2 separate regions of the Homo sapiens genome follow, and region 1 is linked to region 2. The links are chromatin contacts, found by Hi-C or POLR2A ChIA-PET in ENCODE. All regions are on one chromosome and are shown on one strand. The core of a region is the stretch at or near the end of the contact, and the rest is flanking DNA. Distances in the headings are between cores, read along the strand shown.

The links. A loop is a pair of places that touch in the nucleus more often than their neighbours do. ChIA-PET counts read pairs that join two places held with the same protein, here RNA polymerase II (POLR2A). Pooled maps may share reads with other maps.
Region 1: a loop to region 2 is called in a map of gastrocnemius medialis, with 3 times the contacts of the local background. The contact joins the enhancer-like site here to the promoter of BNC2-AS1 in region 2. A Hi-C loop is called at or near these places in 3 of 168 maps with a recorded cell type or tissue (ascending aorta, gastrocnemius medialis and sigmoid colon) and 5 of 50 pooled maps. POLR2A ChIA-PET finds 5 or more read pairs at or near these places in 1 of 52 experiments (H1).

The regions. Positions count from the first base shown.
Region 1 is chr9:16,528,659-16,532,938 of GRCh38, reverse strand. The region is part of intron 5 of BNC2 (basonuclin zinc finger protein 2); the gene reads left to right. Among named protein-coding and RNA genes, the nearest start is that of BNC2-AS1, 200 kb to the left of the region's middle. Within about 2 kb of position 2,103, at least 3 of the 41 ENCODE cell types and tissues checked have a DNase peak (open chromatin) inside an H3K27ac peak, as active enhancers do.
Region 2 is chr9:16,724,479-16,728,682 of GRCh38, reverse strand. It overlaps BNC2-AS1 (BNC2 antisense RNA 1), which reads right to left and starts at 1,869. Exons shown (of 3, transcript NR_151723.1): 1 at 1,728-1,869; 2 at 1,577-1,652; 3 at 1,159-1,368. It overlaps BNC2 (basonuclin zinc finger protein 2), which reads left to right. Exons shown (of 7, transcript NM_017637.6): 3 at 686-886. RefSeq lists an enhancer at 1,785-2,286.

The DNA of each region.
Region 1 (4,280 bases), core at 854-3,353, 200 kb after region 2:
GCAACCAGCCAACCCTGATTTGCAAGTGTTTGCTGATTTCTCTGGTGAAAATATCCCATGATGGCTGATTTCAGCCTGTCAACATGAGTCACTGAACATGGAGTTGGGAAGAGATGCTTAGTCACACATTATTATATGGTATTTCCACCATACCAGACGTAAGTAGAAGCAAGTAATCTTCAGAGCACAGATAATAGTAAAATGTAGTCAAATAATTATAAGAACATAGATAATAGTAAAATGTCAAATAATTAGAAGTGATGAATTTTGAGTACCTATTATCATTGTTTTTAATTTTTTTCATTGCATGTTTCTAAAATTTAATTTTTAATGTCGTCTGTTTGAACCACCAACTCCCAAAATTTCCGAATGTTTAGCAATCAGCTCTCATAGGCTGGCATGAGCCAGCCCTAGCACACTACTGCACAAAACCATTTCTGGTGAATAGGAAGATAGGTTGTGGTCAGTGTCTATTGTAGGAGAGGATGTCTTGTGTCTGCGTGCCCAGGGAGGAAAAGCAGCCATTTTCTGTTTCAGCTCACATTACTAAACACCACCTGGTCCCATAAATTTTGGTATTTATATTAATATAAGGCCTTGAATGAGAGCAAAATACCAGAGTCTTTTAATAAAAGGACAGGGAAAATAAATATTTTCATTACAAAGATTACAAAAATAAAGATTTTCATTGCAAAATTATTCTTATTTTTTTTTTTCTGTATGTCTCTTGGCTGTTGTATATCTCCCACTTGAATAATAAGCAGATCCTATAGTCAGTGCTTCCTAATGCCACTCCAGTATCAAGGATAAGCTACTTAAATAGTTTTACTCAACAGGATATATTGATAATTTATGTGTTAACAGAAAGTAGTAGCTGTGTTGTTACCAAAAAAAAAAGAACTTAAATCTTTAAAAATTTAATATGCGTTAGCAACTGAGATAACGAAATGAACAGTGTGGAGTTAAAGAATCTCATGCAACAAATGGCAGAATTTTAAGTGCATTTTGTCAAACTTCCCCATTTAAGAAGAGGGTGAGCTCCTTCCTATATTACTATTGGCAGCTTATCGGTGGTGTTAGTCAAGCATTTTGAATAAAATAATATGTTAAAAAATATAATTGATTTCTTTGGGGGAATACAGGAGATCTCTAGATAAATTCATTTAGATGGGTTGACAAAACTAATGGTGTGCATGATTAAGAAGAAAAATTTGACATATTCTGTGTATAACCCTTTGAGTATTAATTCTGACCAGATCACACTGTAAATAATGTTAACTGTCATAAAATAAACACAGCCGGAGTTTGCACCATATGTTTTATAATTATTTTGCAGCTTCTTTTTTTTTGTTTGTTTGTTTTTACTGAAAATGGAACCTACTGATAACTCTGTGAAGTTATGTTTACATAAAAGTAAATTATACTTGCACGTTAACAAACTTGGCTTCACAGACCAGTGTCTCTAGGTTTTTGTTTAAAAAAAAAATTAAATGAAAGAAAAACTTCTCCCTCTCTCGCTTGGTTTTTTGTTTTTTTTTTTCTTATTCCCTCAGAAACATCGTCTCAAACAGAAATCTGCTGTAGCATCTTGTCGCCGCTTTCTTGTTTTTGCACATGTGAAGGAGAAGCCTTTGGAATGCCACCCAGAGGAGGGAAAAGCCTAACCACTGAACTCACAGAGAGTGTTTGGTTTAAGTAGCCCTGGAGTGGCCTTTCAGACTGAGGCTACTGTGGTCTTCTAGTTTGTTTTTGTTTTCTACCTTCTTCCTTGCAAGTGTTTAACACTGCCAGAAATAAAGGCTCCCTTAGAACATTTAAGTAATTTTTAAAACTGTTATTATTTTCATAATCACCATCTCCTCTTGATCTCAGGGGAGGCTAGGCATCCTTGTTTATCTTTAATAGAGCCTTGGAAACTGATAGTGCCAATGGGAGGTGGGTGGCAAGTTTCGTAATATGCCTACCTCCTCCTGCCCCCTCCCGGCTCATTGCTAAATATGTCTCTTGGCAGATCTGACAATATCCATAATTATCAGGCACCGTGAGCCCTGCTGCAGAGCTGCTTGTGCATGACACCTGTCCAGCTCATGCTCTTCCCCTGCATCTCCTCATGCCTCGGCTTGCTGGCTGGCCGTGCGTCAGAGCAACAGTCTGCCGTTAGTGAACTCATTTCTCTTCTTGTCAGATTCTCAGACACCAGAAGTTCTGCCCACACAGCTTACAACATATACCATGGTTTGTGGTGCAATCTTTCACACAGTAGGCATTTCATAAACTTTTGTGAACAAATGCAAAAAGTTAATGCAGATATTTCTCTCAGCATTATGGTTTACATTCTCCCTCTATGAAGTGCTTTTCCCGCTCTTGACAGATTTCTCAGCATAATATCATGTTTTCCATAAAAGTGGATCTTGATCATCGCCCTCTCTCCTAGACAGAGAAAAGCCTTGTCAGTTTTTTTATGAGAGAGAAAATCCAGGGAACCCCAATTGGCTTTCATAGTGCTTAGCAATTCTCATGAAGGGGGTGAAATGTGGAGTAGAGAAATGTACAGTGATTTCTGGAACTTTTGTTCCAGAAGATGTTAATAAGGTGAAGTTGTTGTTAACTAAATTTTGCAGGTATAATAAAACTTGAAGATGAAGCTATATTCAGGGAGAAAATCTGCAAAGAGAGGAATTTCGTAAAGGGCAGGGTGAACAGTAATGCCGCTTCAGTAGTTCATGCCTGTGCATAGTCAACCTTAGAAAGGCTTTTTTAAAAAAAAAAACAAAAAACAAAAAACACTTCACTTTTTTGGCCAGGTGCGGTGGCTCATGCACTTTGGGAGGCCGAAGTAGGCAGACCACTTGAAGTCAGCAGTTCAAGACCAGACTGGCCAACATGATGAAAGTGAAACCCCATCTCTACTAAAAATACAAAAATTAGCTGGGCATGGTGGTCCGTACCTGTAATCCCAGCTACTCAGAAGCTGAGGCAGAAGAATCGGTTGAGCCTGGGAGGCAGAGGTTGTGGTGAGCCGCGATCATGCCACTGCTCTCCAGCCTGGACAACAGAGTGAGACTCCATCTCATAAATAAATAAAAAATAAAACTAAAACCTCAGTTTTGAAGGAGAGGTCATAGATTTCGGTTTGGGGATTTATTTAGTGGAACAGTTGTCAGGTATTCATAGAAGGTTGGATTAAGGATGAAACTTTTCATCCTTAGAAACTACAGCAGTCTATTTAATGAATAGCATACTCAAAAATTATGACTTAATATTTTTATTATTTATAAAATTTTATTCCACTAGAACAACTAGTAATCATCATCTATTATGCAGTTTTGACTAAACCCTTTTTCCACAACAGGGACCAGAATTAGGTAAGAAAATTTGGGAAGATGTCAAAATATATCAAAGCTTCCTTTTAAATATGTGTTATTGGTTTTTGATTATGAAAGTAATACAAAATTAATATAAAATTGAAACATTGCAGTAATGTATAATGCAAAAATGAAAACTGTCCATAGCCCCTTTTTGTAGAGATAACACTTCTCCATATGTTATCATTATCATGTATCTGTGGCACTAATTATGATTATTAGTAAATGGATTCATTCTATGTATATTTTTCTTATATCCTACTGTTTAAAAAATATATCTTGTGGTTGACCAAAAAATATCTACCCACTTCCACTCAAAATATCCATGTCAAATCCCTGGAGCCTGTGAATGGTACCTTATTTGGAAAAAAGGGTTTTTGCAGATGTGATTAAGTCAAGGATTTTAAGATAAGGAGATAATCTCGGACTCTGTGGGTAGGCCCTAACTACCATCCTGTGTATCCGTGTAAGATATTAGGAGATTACATACAGAGCAGAAGACATATGCAAAGGAGGAGGTGAGGTAAAGATGGCGGCAGAGCCTCCGGAAGCTAGGAGAGAGGCATGCAACAGATTATTTCCCAGAGCCTCTGAGTGGAACACAGCCCTACTCACACCTCAATTGCAAACTTCTGGCCTCTGGAACAGAGAGAGAATATGTTTCCATTGTTATAAGCCACTACGGTGGTAGTAATTTGGTGTGGCAGCCCTAGGAAACTAATACAGGCCTCTTTCCACGTTAGTATAGAGAGATCTCATCCATTTTTTGAACCTCCATATAATTTCCCATTATGTGGATATACCATAATTTATTTAGTCACTTATTTAAAGACAGTTGGGTTGTTTTCAGTGTTTGGGCTTTTCAAACACTGTTGTAGGAAATATCCTTATATGTGTTTATTACTGTGTATGTTT
Region 2 (4,204 bases), core at 620-3,119:
ATTTAGGAGTTTCTATGTGGTTATAAATAGCCCAGCACATACGAGATGACTTTCAGGAGCTAACATTTAGACCATAACTGAGCCAACTTTACATTCTCTTACAGCTGAATATTTTACTTTCTTCAGTGTAATTAAAAAAAAATTTAAGTATCACAGTTTTACAAATGTTAAAGCCAAAGACTGGTGTCAGATATTATGTGTTATATCAGAAAGCATTGTTGAGAAAAATTCCCGGGGAAGGGCCCTAGCTTCCCCTTGCCCTGTGCACCGTGATTGTGGTGCTGCCTGGAGTGTGCATAAGTGTGTATCTATCTGTATATCTGGAGAGGGGTTAGTGCAGGGTGTCATTTGGTGCCTGACAGTGGAACAGTGCAGTTGACTCTTAGCTCTGCTATCCAATGACATGCAGTGGCTGAGAGTTTGAAGCTGATGGTTGGGTCTCCAGTGCCGCCTGCACACCTGACAGGCAGCTGTTAAACTGAGCAAAGGCAAGCTTGGGGAGTCACAATCTATGCATAAATGATAGGGATATCTGTGCAGAAGGTGCGAAAGAAGCTCTGACCCCCTCCCTCCCCCAAATCTCCCCCTTCCCAAATGAAATGCACAGTTCAGCCAGCTTCTTAACTACACTACACTCCTGCTACTGGCTGCCAAGAGGCTCAAAAAATCCACCTTCACTTTTCAGTCAGAAGAGGCAGAAGTGGATGTGAGAGAAAGAGAGACACAGAGAGACAGAGAGCCAAAGAGGGCAAGAGACTTGACTTTAAGAGACTCCTGTACTGACAACTCCATGCAGTTCGGAACCAGAACGACTACGGCTGAACCAGGGTTCATGGGGACATGGCAAAACGCTGATACTAACCTCTTATTCAGAATGTCCCAACAGGTAAGTTACTTTCTTTCTTGATTTTTTTTTTCTTTTTTTTAAGAAACCTTGAATTGTTATGGGCACTTTTGTTTCTGGTGTTTTTCTTTCTAAATACTTTTTAAAATGTGGTCACTTCCTAGTTAGGCTCTTGTTTTGTCATAACTGTGTTACTGGAATGTGCAGGGTTACTTCATGGTTTCCCTAAGGGCGTCTTAAAAGAAAAAGGGGAAAGGATACCGAAGTAAAAGAAAGCAGAGACATTGTTGAAAAGTTTCACAGTACAATCTGGGTCAGGGGAAGACTTAATTTATTTCTTTGTTTTCTGTTGAGAATGAAAAAAGCCACCTCCCAACAAATGTATCTATCAATATGAATCACTTCGTCCAAAGTGTTTGCTCTCTCGGAGTAGGTTCCGCAACCTAAAAAACAGTCATCAAATCTCGGGGCCCCTCAGAACAGCCCTACTGACTTCATGTGGCTGGAGGCAGCTTCGTTCAGACCTGAGAAGAGAGACGAGGCTGTGCAGGCTTGGCTGCCAGCGCCGAGGGTTGCTGGAGGAGTCGGCGTGCGTGGCGGGCTGTGCTGCTCGGTCCTCGCTCCTCCGCTCCGCTCCTCCTTGCCAGCCAGCCCTCTGCGCCCGCCCCTGCATTCCCTTCGCCGGCTCCGGCCCGCTCTCCCGCCCGCCCGCCGGCCCGCCGGCGCACTCACTCGGGCGCAGCCTCGGCGTCTTCCCCAGAGCCGCTCCTCCGTCCCGGCCGCGCTGGAGGCGTTCGGCTTGCTGGCTCTGCTGGGAAAGCCGACGTGGTAGCGCGAGGCCATCGGTTACTGATAATTAATCACCGGAGCCGGCGGCTCGTACCATGCGCTCCGTGATACGCGCCCTGTGCGCCGGTCTCCTCTTGCACAATTGCTGGCTCCTTGGCTCCGCGGGGGAGCGAGGGTGAGAGGAAGCGAAGGGGACACAACCCAGAAACTTTCATCTTGGATTGTGCTCAAGTGAGGGAGGGAAGTTCCCTGGTGCCTCCCTCCTAGACACGTCTTGCTTTTCCAAAGCCTACACCAAACCCACACAAAGCAAGTTAGTTTGATATTATCATCCACACACAAAGCAAGTTAGTTTGATATTATCATCCACACAGCACGAAAGTACTATTGACAAATATACTTGGATTTTAAGTTGACGGCGGTTATTAAGAAATGTTGTGCCACTCAAGAGGAAAAAAATACTGCAACTGCTTTTTTTTTTTTTTTTTTTAAAAAGCTTTTGTTTGTAAGAGTTCACGAAAATTAAATACTTTGAGTTAGATATTTAAAGTTGTTGATAATAAAAAAAAAACAATTTGCCAGGCTATAAACTACTACAAGTTTAGAAATACATTTGCAAGCGATAATACCTACAACCAGGGTTTTGTAGCATTTAGCTAGAGAACAGTTTTAGCACACAATTCTAAATAGGATAAATGCATTTGAATAAGGTATATTTTGACATATCCTGTAGAGGGACCCTGATTACTGCTGATACAGTAAGCTGGGATTTAAATGCAATCAACATCAACCCAATAAGTAACTCTTCATGTGCAATTTCCCATTCTTTCAAGTGAAAAGTTCATTTCCACACAGAGATGCTCCTTGTCACTGCAGAGCGCTGTGAGAGGTGTTTTCCGCGACGCATCCCTGCCTGGGTGGCTCTCGCGTGTTGGAATGCAGTGTTTTCGCTAACCTTAGTACCAAATAACTTGTGCTTCACTTTTAAAACTAGATGTCACCTTCAGGGTTTTCCTTGAGTTAGTGGAGGTCGTGTGTGTGTGTGTGCGTGTGTGTGTGTGTGTTAGAAGGGAAGATTGGCTTACGTCTCCCTCTAGCTAGAAAAGAGTTAATAAAACCAGATAGAGATAATGATCAATTGATAAATGGCTATTGAACCACATAGATGGTGTTAGATTGCTTATTTGGCACTAGCCCATTTCCAAGTAGATTTGAATCTAAGGAGATTTTGTCATGGAAAACATTTTAACTAAAAAACAAATAAAGTAATATAAATGATGGGTCAGAATTAGGACAATTTATGATGTCTTTGATCCAGCTGTCTGACTGTGTGGATATTTTGTGTGTACCTGTGTGTGCATATATGTGTAATGGTGAGCATCAGTGATTATATGGAGAGAATAGAAATATAGGGAACTAATTTATGCTTAATGGATGCTATTAAAACTGTATAATATTATGCTATTTATGAAATAGAGTAGTACAACAAAAGGAGAGAAATCACAGTTTTAAATATGTTTTCTTTTTTTTTTGGTTTTGATGTAGTTAGCAATCACTCCTATCCCCCCAACCCACCTTTTTCTGTCATGGTCACTGAATGTTTACCTCTTGTGCATTTTTGGAAAGCATGTAAAAGAGGATATGAGCTTGCATTTTTTTTCTCTTCAAGATGACATTTTAGTTTGTATAAATATTACATAACTTAAGTTCAAACTATGTGAGTGAAAGTATGTGTGCTGTTCATATTTAATATGTTTGTTTTTCTTACCTGTAGTTCATCAGCAATGCTGATTCAGCACGTGTGTGTGTGTGTGTGTGTGTGTGTGTGTGTGAGAGAGAGAGACTTATTGAAATTATATCTCTGATATCTCTTGAAGCCAGCCATTTAAACGAGTATTACTTTCAATATATACAGTTACGCTAGTTTTTGTTACAGGTAAAAGTTTGTCCAGTTTAATCAAATATGTAGAATTCTGTACATCTCATTGCTGAGGCATAAAGAGGTTTCTCTAGATTATGATTATTTTATTTCTAAGTAAAATTTACTTAGCTTATGAAATGAATAAAATTTATTGGGTTATTTTTTTTAAAGTTTTCTTTAATAGTATAAAAACTAATATTTTCCTGATTATTTATTTAGACGTTTGAAAACTCTGACTAGTAGGGCTGCTATAAAAGGTTTCAAAACTGAGTTACAGATAATTTACCATCAGTATTTAACTATAGAGAAAATTGTGGGAAATGTCCATGAATACTGAAATTTAATAATCTAGTTTTATGTGTTCTATTAGTAAACTAGGAAGTAGGGATACAAAAATCTTTGTCTTTTGTTTCATATGAGCAAAGTTGGATCTGCTTAAATGTACATCTTTCATTCTGTCTAATAGTAACAAATAATCACAATCTGAAGCCAATTTAGATTTAGTGGGATGAAGTATGTGCCCCTAAAGTTCAAGTGAAGTCTATTTGACTACATTTTCCTGTGCCTGTACATTTTTTCTTCTATACTCAAGTATGATTTTCTCAAATTATTTCTATGTATATAGCTGAGTATTTGAGAACATTAAAGGG